Linked DNA regions of Homo sapiens: region 1 is linked to region 2. A link is an interaction called in ENCODE POLR2A ChIA-PET data of the cell type or tissue named here. Cell type or tissue: PC-9. All regions are shown on one strand.

Region 1 (8,000 bases), 51 kb before region 2:
GGCAACATATTAACATATGTAAAGCCTGAAGTCTTGTTAATTAGGCATGTGTCTCATTCACTGAAATTTAACAACTGGAGAAATTATTATTTTCGTTCTAGAGATGGGGTCTCACTTTGTTGCCCAGGCTGGTTTTGAACTCCTGGCCTCAAGCAATCCTCCTGCTTTGGCCTTCCAGAGTTCTGGGATTATAGGCATGAGCCATTATGCACAGCCTGGAGGAATTACTTGACTCCAAAAAAACACTACTGCTATTTTCCAAAGGGGAGGGCACAGTTCTTAAAAGTTCTTTTTTTTGAGACAGGGTCTCACTCTGTCACCCAGGCTGAGTGCAGTGGTGCAATTATGGCTCACTACCAGTCTCAAACTCCCTGGCTCAAGTAATCTTCCTACCTTGGCCTCCCTAGTAGCTAGAACTACAGGTATGCTTCAGCACACCCGGCTAAATTTTTATTTTTCGTAGAGGCAGAGTCTTGCTATGTTGCCCATGCTGGTCTCCAATTCCAAAGCTCAAGTGATCCTCCTGTTTCAGCCTCCCAAAGTGCTGGGCACACAGGTGTGAGCTACCACACCCAGCCTCAAGAGTTCTTAATAACTGGAAACATCTGAAGTACCACACAAGAAAAAGATTTCACAATGGAAGAAAGACATGGACACAGGAAAATTACAGAAAGCAAGGCAAATTCAGAGATTATAAAGTATTTAGTTGGTGCAAAAGTAATTGCCGTTTTTGCCATTACTTTTAATGGCAAAAAACGCAATTACTTTTGCACCAACCTAAGAGGACTACAACTCATTTCATAGAGAAAAAAGCAAAAGAAACTCTCCCTAAATTTTGGTCATTAGAGCTCCACGGCTGGGTGCGATGGCTCACGCCTATAATCCCACCACTTTGGGAGGCTGAGGTGGGCAGATGGCTTAAGCCCAGGAGTTTTGAGACCAGACTGGGCAACATGGCAAGACCCTGTCTCTACAAAAAATACAAAAATTAGCCAGGCATGGTAGCATGCACCTATGGTTCCTGAGGTGGGAGGATCACTTGAACCTGGGAGAAAGAGGCTGCAGTGAGCTGAGATTGTGTCACCGCATTCCAGGCCTGGATGACAGAGTGAGACTCTCTCTCAAACAAAACAAACCATTCCACAATATCTACCAGGAACTGGATGATGGCCCACGCCCTGGCTGAGCTGCCCTGGTGCCTCCCTTCAGTCACTTCATGGCCAAGCCCACCCCAGCCTCTAGGCAGCCTCTGAGGGTGTGCCCAGGCCCCCACGAGCTCTGTCCTCCTCTCCACTCGCTCCAGCCCCATGATCCTGCGAGCCACCAAACTCACCCCCATCTGCAGCCTGCATGGCTCCACTCCCCATTCTCCCCCAAGCCCATCACCCTCCACTCACTGGGCACCCCCTCGGCAGGACACCTAGGTTCTCCACAAGCACTGGGAGTCACCTTTACCTCATACCCCACCTGCTGGCCAATCCTACCGCTCCACCCTCAGGCACACCCCAGTACAACCTTCCCCCACCCCAGCAACACCAGGCCTTGCCCCGGGGCCCCTCTCACCCTCCCAGTTCTGGGCTGCCCAGTGCCTTTCCCCTCACCCTCTGGCTGCCCCACTGCCCTCACATCTGACCTGTGTTCCACACAGCTCCTGAACCCCACAGCCCTGCCAGTTCCAGCTTAGGGTCCACATGCTCCCCCACTGTCCCTTGGCTGCCTCAGACAAGCCAGTGCTGATCACCTCTCTTCCCTTGATGCCACCTGATTTTTATTCATGGAACTGATCACTACCCGATGTTACACATTTGTTAGTATTTTTTCCCACTAGAGGAGCCTCACCACTGAGTCCCCAGCTCCTGGAATACTGCCCGGCGCACAGTAGGTACCCAATAGGTGTTTGTTCAACAAATGCATTGTTTTCTAAGTGTGTCCTCCACCCCCAACATCTCTGCTTTCCTCTTTAATTCACCCACTCACCCATACACACACACCCACATTCACACACCCCCACACACTCACCCACATTCACACTCACCCCCACACACACTTACCCCCACACACTCACCCACATTCACACACTCACCCCCACAGAAACACACAATGCAAAACTGTGCCAAAGTAACCGAAGTATGAGAAGCTGTCTCTCTCCAAGATAAACAGCTGCATTTCAATGCTGTAGGACAAATTAGCCTGTTGTAAGTGATGGTTATGTCACAGAGCTGTAATAAGACCAGGCAATCTATCAACATTTTGAGGCAATTCCCTAGGACAAGATAAAAATTTTACCTTTTTTGAATAACTATTCATTTTTTGACATACTAAATGATAGTCAATCAAGGCAATGGAAAATGTTAACTACATAAATCAAAATAGGCAAAACAAAGCTTAATTCTGAAATAAAGTCAGATAAAAAGTGCTATTTATTCCTATCTTTTCTCTTTAGTCCTATTAGAATAGTCTTTAAGAAGCTGTACAGTGGAAGAAGTATATATTAATTGAGCAGAAGGCCTGTGGAATGGATTATTTATGAACTCAGCGGAAGGCCTGTGGAACGGATTATCTATGAGTTGAGGGAGGGCCTGCGGAAGGGATTACCTATGAGCTGAGCGGAAGGCCTGTGGAATGGATTATCTATGAGCTGAGCGGAAGGCCTGTGGAATGGATTATCTATGAGTTGAGGGAGGGCCTGTGGAAGGGATTACCTATGAGCTGAGCAGAAGGCCTGTGGAACAGATTATCTATGAGCTGAGCGGAAGGCCTGTGGAACGGATTATCTATGAGCTGAGCGGAAGGCCTGTGGAACAGATTATGAGCTGAGCGGAAGGCCTGTGGAATGGATTATCTATGAGCTGAGCAGAAGTCCTGTGGAATGGATTATCTATGAGCTGAGCGGAAGGCCTGTGGAACGGATTATCTATGAGTTGAGCGGAAGGCCTGTGGAATGGATTATCTATGAGCTAAGCAGAAGTCCTGTGGAATGGATTATCTATGAGCTGAGCGGAAGGCCTGTGGAACGGATTATCTATGAATTGAGCGGAAGGCCTGTGGAATGGATTATCTACAAACTGAGCAGAAGGCCTGTGGAACAGATTATCTATGAGCTGAGCGGAAGGCCTGTGGAATGGATTATCTATGAGCTGAGCGGAAGGCCTGTGGAATGGATTATCTATGAGTTGGGGGAGGGCCTGTGGAACGGATTATCTATGAGCTGAGCGGAAGGCCTGTGGAACGGATTATCTACGAGATGAGCGGAAGGCCTGTGGAACGGATTATCTATGAGTTGAGGGAAGGCCTGTGGAACAGATTATCTATGAATCGAGCACAAGGTCTGTGGAACGGATTATCTATGAATTGAGCCTAAGGCCTGTGGAACGGATTATCTATGAATTGAGTGGAAGGCCTGTGGAATGGATTATCTATGAGTTGAGGGAAGGCCTGTGGAACGGATTATCTATGAATTGAGCGGAAGGACTGTGGAACAGATTATCTATGAGTTGAGGGAAGGCCTGTGGAACGGATTATCTACGAACTGAGCAGAAGTCCTGTGGAACGGATTATCTATGAACTGAGCGGAAGGCCTGTGGAATGGATTATCTACGAATTGAGCGGAAGGCTTGTGGAACGGATTATCTGTGAGCTGAGCGGAAGGCCTGTGGAACGGATTATCTATGAGTTGAGGGAAGGCCTGTGGAACGGATTATCTATGAATTGAGCGGAAGGCCTGTGGAACGGAATATCTATGAACTGAGTGGAAGGCCTGTGGAACGGATTATCTATGAGTTGAGGGAAGGCCTGTGGAACGGATTATCTACGAATTGAGCGGAAGGCCTGTGGAATGTATCATATAGGAATTGAGTGGAAGGCCTGTGGAATGGGAGGACCCGCACCTGCAGCGCGATCATCGGAACCTGACTCTTGCAGTGGCTGCATGTGGCTTCCCGGTATTTACACGCCTTCTCCACGTGGTCTCGCAGGTCTTTCCTCAAGACCTTTTCTTTGCAGTCAGGACGCACACATGGAAGTTCTTCAAAATGGCAATCATTTTTTAAATGCACCTGTAAGACAGACCATTCAATGTTCTTAATTGGGAAAAAAACCCTAAATCTGAAATACCAGATTCTAATCTCTATGCAATGAAACCCTAAAGAAATGTTTCTCATCTGCTGTTAGACCAGTTTTCCACAGCAAAGAGTAACAAGTATGCCAAGAGACACTGAATTTCATATTCTATTTCATGATTACTCAAACCATATTGTTGTTGAAGAATTAAGTCAACTCTGCTTCCAGGATAAATGAATATCTGCTAAGAACTTTGTTTTATTCCAGTTCAAATAATTTTCTAAGCTAAAATATGGTACTAACTAAAAAAATAAGAAGTTATGTAGAATTTCATGGTGAAAAAAGGTTTTAATGGGCCTTCCAAAATTAAAATCCAATTCAGATTTTCTCTATTCTAAGTAGGGGGGGGAGTGTTTAAAAACCAGTTGACAATTCTGCCAATGATGTCATAAAAATAACAACTTATACTCAAGTGGTTCTGACTGCTTTCCTATTTGGCTGTGTTTTGAAAAACTAATGTCAACATGGTCTTAAAGTGCCACATCCTACTGACCACTTCATCAGCTGGATGTAAGGGACTCGAATTCCTTCATGTAAAAGGTTCCAGTGTCCCTTTGCTACTCACCAGCAGATGTCCCAGCATTAACTGCTCTGCACAACCTCTGCTTTCATTCCGACAATAGATCTGAAGAGCCAGAATTTCTCTCTTGCAGCAATTATCCTTAAACACCTGAAAATGAAAGATCATTATTTTGGAGGATTAATATTTCTTAATCTCCACATGCTGCTACTTTGGACAAGGCAAAACCACTTAAAAAAAAAAAACAAGAGAGGAACTCTTAAGTGAACTTCAGAAAGCATTAAGGACCATCTTGATTTCTAGAAGTAGAATGAAGAAGCTGCCCCCACTAAGAGACACAATTTAAATAACATTAACTGTTATCTTTTATTAGTTAAGCCAAAAGAAAATGAATTAGACTTGATAATTAACGATCACTCTGGAGCATCTAAACATCTTCTATTAACTTTGACATAATTTCAGGATGAGGGCAGAGGAGGACCAGGTTCACATTCAGACTCTGGGGCCTTCCGGGAGCCAGCACGGAGCAGGTGGCCATTATGGTGCAGCTGTCACCAGAGGACAAGAGCAGAACTGGACACAACTGAATACATTGTATAGATCGCTTGCTGGAGAAATGGAGAGACCACATAAGAGACCATATTTGGGGAATGATTTGTAAAACTGTTGGTTCCTTCTAAAGGTCATGCTGTTAAAACTCATTTTTCACCAAAAAAAGCAGCATTAGCCTGTGGTTGAAAAACACTCTCTTTAAACATATATTGCAGTCTGAAGTTAGTCTAATAATGAAAAGATTTCCCTTTGAAAATGAAAACGAGGCTGGGCGTGGTAGCTGAAGCCTAAAATCCCAGCACTTTGGGAAACCGAGGCAGGAGGATTGCTTGAGTCCAGGAGTTTGAGACCAGCCTAGGCAACACAATGAGACCCTATCTCTACAAAAATTTTTTTAAAAAATTAGCTGGGCAAGGCAGCATATGCGCCTGCAGTCTCAGCTACTCAGGAGGCTGAGGCAAGAGGACTGCTTTAGCCTGGCAGGTAGAGGATGCAGTGAGCCATGATCGCACTGCTGCACTCCAGACTGGGCGACAGTGGGAGACCCCCATTTCTTTAAAAAAAAAAAAAAGAAGAAGAAAAAACCTTTCAACTTTTAATTTTATTTTTCCCTTAGAAAACACAAGTATTCTCATTCTCACTCTTTTTTTAAGAGACAGGGTTGACTGGGAACAGTGACTCACCTCTGTAATCCCAGCACTTTGGGAGGCCGAGGTGGGTGGATCACCTGAGGTCAGGAGTTTGAGACCAGCCTGGCCAACACGGTGAAACCCCATCTCTACTAGAAATACAAAAAAATTAACCGGGTGTGGTGGCACATGCCTGTAGTCCCAGCTACTCGGGAGGCTGAGGCAGGGGAATCGCTTGAACCCGGGAGGAGGAGGTTGCAGTGAGCTGAGATCACGCCATTGTACTCCAGCCTGGGCAAGAGAGTGAGACTCTGTCTCAAAAAGAGACAGGGTGGGTTTCACTCTGTCACCCAGGCTGGAGCGCACTGGTGCAATCATGGCTTCACTACACCCTTAAACTCCTGGGCTCAAGCGATCCTCTCACCTCAGCCTCCTGAGTGGCTTGAACTACAGGCGCATGCCTCCAAGCCCAGGTAACTTTTTAATTTTCATTTTTGTAGAGATGGGGTCTCCATATGCTGCCCACTCTGGTCTCGAACTCCTGAGCCCAAGTGATCCACCTGCCTCAGCCTCCCAAAGTCCTGGGATCCCAGGCATAAGGCACCATGCCCAGCTCCCTCTCACTCTTTCTAACAACACGATCTACAACATCTTAGTCCAAAGGTTATTTCTAAGAAACTCCTGCCTGTTGCTCTATGAAAGTGGAATAACAGGAGCTTAATGTGCCTTTTTGGACTGCTGAGAGAAATAAAATCAACAGCTGTTAAGAGTTAAAAATAAACTAATTTGGAGCCAAAGCTTATCTTTCATAAACATGACTAAAAAAAAAAGAAGGTCATGACTTGAGATACTAAAGTCAACAGAACTTTGGAATGGAAAGGATCTGAGACTATTTACTCAAAATGTCTCTGTTTACAGATGAAGACCAGAGGCCCGCCCACCCCTGGATGACCTGCTGACGGGTGAGGATCCGGGTCACCCGGGGCCCAGACAGCTCCATTCTCTCCATGAGGGTCCACAACTTGAGTGCATCTCGTTCATGATTCTTTGATAAAACTAGCCATTTTTCTTCAGCTACTTATGTCATTAAAAAATAGGGATAATGATTCTGCATAACAAAACAGAGATACTAAAAAAACATCTCAGCCATCGTCGCGAGCTTCTCTCTCACTCACACGTTAGGCACATGTTAACAAGGCGGCCGAGTACCATGCTAGGCCAAGGCACAGAGTGGAGGGGAGGGGCTGTTTTCACTCAAGGAACTAACCAAGCCTGCAGCAGCAGCAGGTAAATGCAGAGAAAGAAAAGGTACAGGGCCAGGTGGCCAATTCCATCTCTCCCCCTTCCAGAGCGGCTATACTGGATGCCTGTGTGCCTGGCAGCCCAGGGACACTGACTACCAGCAATCCTCAAATCACTGCACTCACCTGGGCTGCTCTGACCAACAAACCCAATCTGCAAGGTGCTTTAGACAGGAAAACCCCAGAGTAAGAATTTTATTGTACAACTTAGTGACCTGCATTTAAAAAATGGTTAGGTATATTACTCAAAGTAGGGAAACACACATTTTTATTGATATTTTAAGCACTTTAAGAATGAATTGCTGGGTGCGGTGGCTCATGCCTGTAATCCCAGCACTTTGGGAGGCCGAGGCAGGTGGATCACCTGAGGTCAGGAGTTCGAGACTGGCCTAACCAACACGGTGAAACCCCGTCTCTACTAAAAATACAAAAATTAGCTGGGCGTGGTGGCTCGTGCCTGTAATCCCAGCTACTCGGGAGGCTGCGGCATGAGAATTGCTTGAACCTGGGAGGTGGAGGCTGCAGCGAGCCAAGATCGTGCCATTGTGCTCCAGCCTGTGCAACAAGAGTGAACTCTGTCGCAAAAAAAAAAGAAAAAGAAGAAAGAAAGGAGAGAGAAAGAAAAGAAAAGAATTGTTTCAAACTCCAAGTATACCTGGCAGGGTACAGCAGCACATGGATGACTGTCAGTCTCCATGAGAAGGACCAGGCCCCAGGAGAGAAGCTGGTGGCAGGCTGGGCAGCCCCATCCTCTGAATGTGCAGAGACGCCCACGGGCTCTAGCTGAGGACAGCCACAGGGGGCGAGAAGGGGCTAATCTCACTCATGTCTAATGACTTAAAGATATCACAGGGGGCCTGGGGGGCAGGGAGCACAAAC
Region 2 (8,000 bases):
CCGGAAACAAGCCCTTCAGATGGATAGAAAGCTGTGCCAGGAGCCCACCAGCACATGCGGCTGCAACTGTGCTTTTGGAGACATCATGCATTGCCAGCCCTCAGGAGGTACAGATGAGCCAGCCCCTTCTACACAGTGCATGGACTGAGGTGGCAGGTCATCACACACACACAGGCTAGTTCCTCAGCCTGAAGTTGAAAACTATGTCTCAACCATATTCTGTTGCCAGGAACCAAGAGACCAAGGCAGACATCACCAGAGAAAGAACTGAGCTCAATGGACTACTCTGGTAAACAAAGAGAAAGGATGTGCTTCATATGGAAAGCTGAATTTATTTACACTAATCACGAATGCAGGCCCTCAGCTGGAAAAGCTCACTTCCAATGCCAGAAGGTTCAGAACCCATTCACAAGCTTTTCAGAATGCAAGCAGTTGCCATGGTAACCCCAACATTATATTTCTTGGCATTGGACATATAAATTACCACCCATAATGCATTTAATACCGTTTGGGGCCACTAATTCATTGCAAAATAAATCTCCGCTCTGACTCTTGGCCTCCCTCTAAGATAAACGAAGAGCAGCAGCTGGAGGTAGCACCCAGCTCACCCCACGGATAAACACAGAGCTCCACACATCTGAAAATGCTCTTCTAAAGGCAAAATAAGAACTAAGGAGATTAGAATTCATCATCTACAGCCAGTGGCTGAGATTTTTTAAGACGAAAAGTTCCATCCAGATTAATGTAACTGTCATTGCTTAAGTTAAAGAAATGAATATATTCTATGCGTATCTACACCTCTGAAACCAACTACGTTTAGCAAATCAAAGAAAAAGCAGATCTCTTCAAAGAACATCTTCAATAATTCACTTATATAGGGCATTTGTCAAGACTAAATAAGATAAGTCTTCAAACGTCAAAAGGGTCATTAACAAGAAATAAAGTTTTATTTCTTAGGTTCAAAAGAGGTCTATTCAATCATAATTCTTTACCTTGATTAGGGATATTCATAAACATTTAAAATACATATATGCATGATCTGTAAAGTCCCTTACCTTCTTATAATCCACCATCTGAACACAGAGATGAAAACAAAATTATCGTGCACAAACTGCAAAGACATCTTCAGCTTCACGTTCCCAGGAAGCCCACTGCATCAGTAAGTTGACAGAGCTGCTGCAGGACATGCTGTGCCAGCCACAGCATTCACAGAATCGCGTACGTTCTAATCACTAAACTGCCAGGTCCGGAGGAGTATTACCTTCATTATCTCCTCCTTCCGACTGCAGGCAACAGTCAGCAGTTGTGAAGGGGAGCAAAAGGCTTCACCACGAGTTGTTTCCATATTAACAAGGACTTTGGTAACCGCTGCATTGCAGTCTTTCTGAAAGCTACCAACCTCAGAAGCAAAAGCGCTGGAGAGAGACTCTCTGGCACAGGAAGCAGTCTTTCCAATCACGAAGATTTTTAAAGAATCTTTAAAAAATGCTGTGAACACCTGAGGCTTCTTCTAGATTTCCTACCTGTCTCCTAGAGGTTGACTGGTTTGTGTTTTTTACTGGAGGATGGCTGTGACAACTGGCCGTGCGGGGTGGGAATGCGGAAACGAGTGCGCTGTGCGCTACGACGCCCCCTCTCCGGGCTCAGGTACGCCCTGCGGGAATCTGCACATCTGCTGCTTAGCACCAGACTCAAAGCCCCTGCTGAGGGGCTCCTGGGAATGAGCCATGATTTCCATTCCAGAAAACCAAGTACAGCAAGCACTTCCAGGTCCTCTGTGGGCAGCAATCACTGAACACCCAGCCACCTTCACAGTGTGGTAACAACCATTACGTGGTCAGAGCACTTGAAATATTAAACCACTGACCATAGAACCAAATCAGGAAAAAGAGGCTTCTGAAATAGTAGCACGCTTAGTAAATGACCTTTGGTTTTCATTCATTCATGCAATACTAAGTTTAGTGAGCACTGACCATGTGCTGTATATAAAAAGAATATTCAAATGGAGCATCCCTAATCCAAAAATCCAAACTGCTCCAAAATCCGAAACTTTCTGAGTACCAACATACCACCACAAGAGGAAAATTCCCCAACTGACCTCACGTGACGGGTCACAGTCAAAACTCTGTTTCATGCACAAAATATTTAAGAATATTGCATAAAATTACCTTCAGGCTATGTGTATAAGGTGTATATGAAAAGAATTTTGTGTTTACACTTAAGTCTCATCCCCAAGATATCCAATTATGCATATTCAAATATGCCAAAATCCGAAAAGATCAGAATCTGAAACACTTCTAGTCCCAAGCATTTCAGATAAGGGATACTCAATCTGACTGTGGGGAACCGCCGTCAGGGCGGGCACCGGTGCTCTAGGAGGAAGAGTCATGGAAAACACACCATCATGCGTGGTGGAGGAGGGCTTGGCACCGCACAGGAGGAAGAACCCGGGCCCGAGTGCACCTCCAGGACAAGGTTCTGTGAGAAAGGAACATTGAAAAGGGGCTGAAGGACGTGGACTCAGCTGGACTACAGGGAGGGCCAGGGGGAGAACACCCTCCAGATGGCTGTACACATTCCTCAGCAGGTGCGGGAGGTCCTCTGCAAGGGGACCTTGCACGCCTGTGGCCGGAGCCCGTCCCTCCCTCACAGCAGCCCGGAGCAGGTACAGCCACCGCCACCACCACTGACAGAGCCTATGTCTGGGACCTGAGGCCTCCATTTGCCCAAGGCACATGGTGACCACGGGGAGGCACCAGGGCATGGACACAGCAGGGCAGCTCTGTGTTGTGCGACCTCACCACGCCGCCACCCATAAGTAACAGCTGTCCTTTGGCAGCCCTGGCACCCCTGACAGAGGTGACAGTCCACGCGGCCTCTGCTCAGATGGTTTTCTTCCACCCTATGTCCAGAGCCCAGCCGGACCCTGAACAGGTGTGAGGTGAAGGACTGCACGAATGAATAAACAAATTAAAGAATCTACTGGTCACTCCCCAATTCTAGTAACAGGAAATGACATGTCAGACCTCTGCCAATGTTATGCTGTTCTCTGATGAAAATGGCCCTTCTTTGCCTTGTCTCTGGCTACCTAACCTACTTCACATCTCAGGCTCTGGAATCTTCTCCTCCAGGACGTCTTCACTGACTCCCTTCCCACCCCTGGCAGCAAGGCCCTTTCCCTGAGCTCCCCCGACCTCCAGCAGCTCCCATGCTGTCCTGAAGCGGCGGCTCTGCAGCTGCCCCCGCACAGAAGCCCTGCAGTGGCGGTCAGGGTGGTATCTGCGGTGCTCAACGTGTTCCTTCTGCTGCCACATTCCTGGAGGACTCACCACATGTCAGCCACCTGCTCCACACGCACAACTCACTTGTTCCTCTGTGAGGCGGCTCCACCAGACAGACGAGGATGCTGAGGCACAGTCAGTTCAAGCAGAAGAGCCAGGATTTACACCCAGGAACCAGCCTCCTCCAGCCACATCCTAACCTCCCCTTCTGCTTTTGTAGATACCCAAAACAGAGTTCACTGACACCAACTGGAAAAGACGTTGTTACCTCACGGGGGTGGGAGGGATTCGAGTTACAGAAAAACTTTTAAGGAAATACAGCAGTCTTCCTCCCCCATCCTTCCCTCTTACTGTGAGATATGAATGAATGAACACATTTGGCCACAGCAGACATGCCTCCGCGTAAATTCCTGACAGGGAACACCTACGGCCTACAGGAGATGAGGAGAGAAGAGAAGGCACAAAGAGGTAGCGTGAGGTGGTTTCCTTTTGCCATCACCGTGCTTCAGAGAGACTCACTCAAGCAGTTTAAAAGCCTCAGAGGAACTTTCATCAAGCGCTTCTAGACGTATTTAGGTGCCACTCTGGGCACTCCCCACAGAAGTTCCAGAAGAACTCTGACTTTCAAGTCAGGGATCAAGGCTTGTTCTCTGTGGCAGCGCCACTCTCACCAGCCTCCAGTGGTGGCAGCGCTGCAGGATGACTCTTCCCCCATTGATCTGTCCGTCCTGTGACGCTGACCCACACGGCCAGAAGCCCAAGCGTAGCCTGAGTGGGCTCTCCGTGGGGGATCTCGAGCAGTGGGAAGGTCCCACACCAACACTCTTGTGCCTCCTGGAACAGCCAGCGCCTACAGAGGAGGGCCCCACAGCTGGCCCAGGGCTGAAGGGAGTGTCCACTGGTGGGAAGAGACGGGCAGGGGCGCAACCTGCCTCCAAGGGGTGGCAGAAGGTCCCAGAAGGAGCACACCACAGGACCCTTCCAACTGCCTCTCAATTCGACCATCTGATTAAGGGCAGCAAGGTTTGGTGCACGGGTGCCAGGTCCCCGCAGGCCTGTGAAGGTGGCTTCCTACTGTCTCCAGTTTACAGTTGAGGTGGCAGCGAGGCTTTAACAGGAGAAATCACTTTCCAAGTGCACCAGTGGGTGCTCCAGCAAAGCTGCTTGGCTCTGAGCGGCCTGACGCTTTGGACTTGGCATGACCTCCTCCTGGCGAAGGCACGGCCCGGTGTCCTCACAGCGTGGGCAGAGCAGAAAGGGCATGCTGCCTCCCTCTGGCACTGACTCCTCCTAACCAACCGCTCACTCCTTCTGGATCCCAGATTCCTTGTCTAAGAAAGGAGTAAGACCTATCCTACAAACCACATGATGTTGATTTTCAACTGACTGAATGCATTCTCTTTCTGCAGGAAGAGAATCGTGTCTACTCACAATTCACATGAGTCACCTGGTGTGTAAAAGGATTAGCTGTCTCAAAATGTAAGGCATGACTGTTACCAAATAGAGCCACAAGGCACTCAGTAATATTTTCAACCTTAATTCAGCTTAGATATATGATGAGAGACCTACAGGGCTCTTACCATTAACTAGAATGACCATGGCAAATCCTGCCCCTTTATTAAATAGTAGTAATGAAATTAGTAATTTAGCTCAGGCAGACTAGCTAACATCATTAACGCGCATTTACATGAATTTGATGCAAACTATGGAAACATCCCAATAGGTCTCATTTAGACACTTAAAATGCTAAAGGGCAACCCTACTATCTGCAGGTATTTTTCACTTCAAAAACAGGCAACTCAGTCACCAAAATTAACAAGAAAAAATCCAAGTAATCGGCATTCCGCCTGAAGGGAAAACATAGACAAATCATTCATATTCACTCTAGGTGCCACTGGGGCCACAGAACAAAGGATGTCCCCAAGAGGAAGCAGAGAGAAGAAAAATAATATAAAATACACACAAAATTTATTTGGCTTAGATACATACTTATTTACCAAAAATCTATACAGGATAAGACCATTTCATGACCACCAGATGTGATCTGGTCTTAGGAAGGAAAGAGACTGCAATTCTGCCTGTTTCTCTAGGCAACAGAGGGTCTCAGGGGCTTTAAACATGACACAAGAAGTCGCTAGGTCAGCAACAAAGGTCAAACAAGCCCCAGTCACAAGTAGCAAACTGTCTGTACAAACATAAATGGGAATCTGAACTGTAGGTAAAAGAAGCAGCAAAAGCAGATACAAACAACCTAGGTATATTCCCAAGAGAAATGACATGTCCACACAAAAACCTGTACATGAATGTTCACAGCAGCGCTATCACACAACAGCCAAAAAGTAGAAACAACCCAAACGTCTATCAATGGACTAACAAATACATAAAATGTGGAACATCCACACAATGGAATAATATTCGACATTAACAAGGAACAACCGATGCATACATGCACAATATGAATGAAAATATGGTGCTTAGTGACAGAGACTGCACACAGAAAACACATCCTGTCAACCGCATTTCCATAGAATGTCCAAAGTAGGCAATGGCTGCACAACTCTGTGAATATACTAAAAACCACAGACATGGACACTTTAAATAGGTAATTGTATGGAATGTGACGATTTCAATAAAGTTATTTTTTAAAAGCGGACACAATCAAGCCAAAGGCCAAACATCCAATAGACACCACTTAATGAGATGCAGGTCACCCAATCAATTAAAAAACAACAAGAAAACGTTACTGCAAGTTTCCACTATGCCAAAAGATGCATTACTTTTGGGGTACTCCTTCCAAAAATGTTAAATAAGCTTCTCACTAGTCAAAACAATTCATAATTCCTGTGAGAACTCCCCCTCTCCCAAATCTAAAAGTTCAACAACTTCTCAAGAAAAAAGTTGATCTTAATTTTAATATAAAATATAAGTCACATATTTGTGCAAATGTAGCACTTTTAATCATGAGGGAGAGGTGTCGCTATGGAACTTATCAACACTCTCCCCCAAGAAAGTATTCATTTACTTGATTCTGTCTACTATGAAATAAATAATACCTGAATCTTTAAGACCCAGAAACATTTCAGAAGGTTTGAGGTCAAAGAAAACACATTAACTCAACATAATGCTCACAAGAACGAAAATAAGCCTATGCATAAAATAAACAACTAAATGATGGTGGAAAGACCACATTCCCTAAACCTAACAAAAGCTCCCCGCTCATTCCCACCCACTGCCATCTGTCTACCTCAAACTCTTCAACAACCCAACTCACAGAAAGCACCTAGTCAATGTGGTAACATAAGCACAATCCTGTAATTGGCTCAAATCATCATTACAATAACATGTGTTTCTTTTTTTTTTTTTTGAGATGGAGTTTCACTCTTGTTGCCTAGGCTGGAGTGCAATGGCGTGATCTCGGCTCACCGCAACCTCTGCCTCCCGGGTTCAAGCAACTCTCCTGCCTCAGCCTCCCCAGTAGCTGGAATTACAGGCATGTGCCACCATGCCCGGCTAATTTTGTATTTTTAGTAGAGACAGGGTTTCTCCATGTTGGTCAGGCTGGGTCTCGAACTCCTGACCTCAGGTGATCCACCCGCCTTCACCTCCCAAAGTGCTGGGATTACAGGCATAAGCCACAGCGCCCGGCCAGCATGTGTTTCTGTTTTCCGCAGGAAGAGAATCATGTCGACTCACAATTCACAATGAGTCAACCGGTGTGTAAAATATTTTACATAATGGGAAAATTTATTGTGACCCAAAAGTTCAGTGTGTTCTCATTAAGTTACCAGAAATTACAGATGTGAAGATACTCCTGTTAACTTAACCAAAATCAAGAAAAGAAACTACTTTAGATACGCACACATTTTCAGTTTGGTAGATCTGATTCTTTTTATGATACTGCATTTCAAGTTACTCAGATTGGTAAATTCATAGCTTAAATACTAAATAGAGAAAATCTGCATATTGACAACATAGGTAATTTAAGACTGGTTTTGGCACTGCGTCACTTACTACCTATATAGCTAAGCTCTGTCAAAACCTGACAGGGACAGCTTCAGTTTTTGTAAATACTCGCATGGTGAAATGGTTTTTCCAAAGTTATGATACCATCTAAAGTGCTAATGGAGCCTTCCCATTGTGCTTCACGGTGAATAACATATTTCTGTGGAAAATCTTATAGTGTTGCATCCATTTAACATTTTCCCAGAATACATTCAGGTTTTTTTAATCCCGAAGAAAACATTTAAACAATTAAAACACATAAAATTTTTCTATTATGACCTTTTAAAAAACCCTCAGTCTTTTATTTTATTGTATTTTATTTTATTTGAGATGGAGTCTCACTCTGTCATCCAGGCTGGAGTGCAGTGGCACAATCTTGGCTCACTGCAACCTCCGCCTCCAGGGTTCAAGCAATTCTTTTGTCTCAGCCTCTCGAATAGCTAGGATTACAGGCACACGCCACCACACCCGGCTAATTTTTATATTTTTAGTAGAGACTGGGTTTCACCATATTGGCCAGGCTGGTCTCGAACTCCCGACCTCATGATCTGCCTGCCTCGGGCTCCCAAAGTGCTGGGATTACAGGCGTGAGCCACCGTGCCCGGCCACAAAACCCTGAGTATTTAAAGGCCACACTTGGAAACGGACATGTTTATGCATGCAATACAGATGCAAACATTTTAAACTACATAATCCACTGATACACACACACTAAGA

Evidence for each region. ChIA-PET counts read pairs that join two places held together with the same protein. Peaks named below come from ENCODE experiments on the same cell type or tissue, not always from the same donor. Only the 100,000 strongest peaks of a DNase experiment are listed, where the experiment ranks them.
Region 1: POLR2A ChIA-PET joins it to region 2 with 13 read pairs; 7 of 35 experiments call an interaction of 5 or more read pairs at or near these places.

Annotation. Positions count from the first base shown.
Region 1 is chr14:102,872,413-102,880,412 of GRCh38, reverse strand. TRAF3 (TNF receptor associated factor 3) reads right to left here. Exons shown (of 12, transcript NM_145725.3): 5 at 4,685-4,789; 6 at 3,888-4,055. Among named protein-coding and RNA genes, the nearest start is that of AMN, 46 kb to the left of the region's middle. In PC-9, a CTCF peak has its summit at 1,482; a DNase peak (open chromatin) is centred at 1,122.
Region 2 is chr14:102,821,652-102,829,651 of GRCh38, reverse strand. The region is part of intron 1 of TRAF3 (TNF receptor associated factor 3); the gene reads right to left. Among named protein-coding and RNA genes, the nearest start is that of TRAF3, 48 kb to the right of the region's middle. RefSeq lists an enhancer at 1,087-1,586. In PC-9, no CTCF peak of the experiment used is centred here; DNase peaks (open chromatin) are centred at 2,171 and 4,691; H3K27ac peaks cover 657 bases.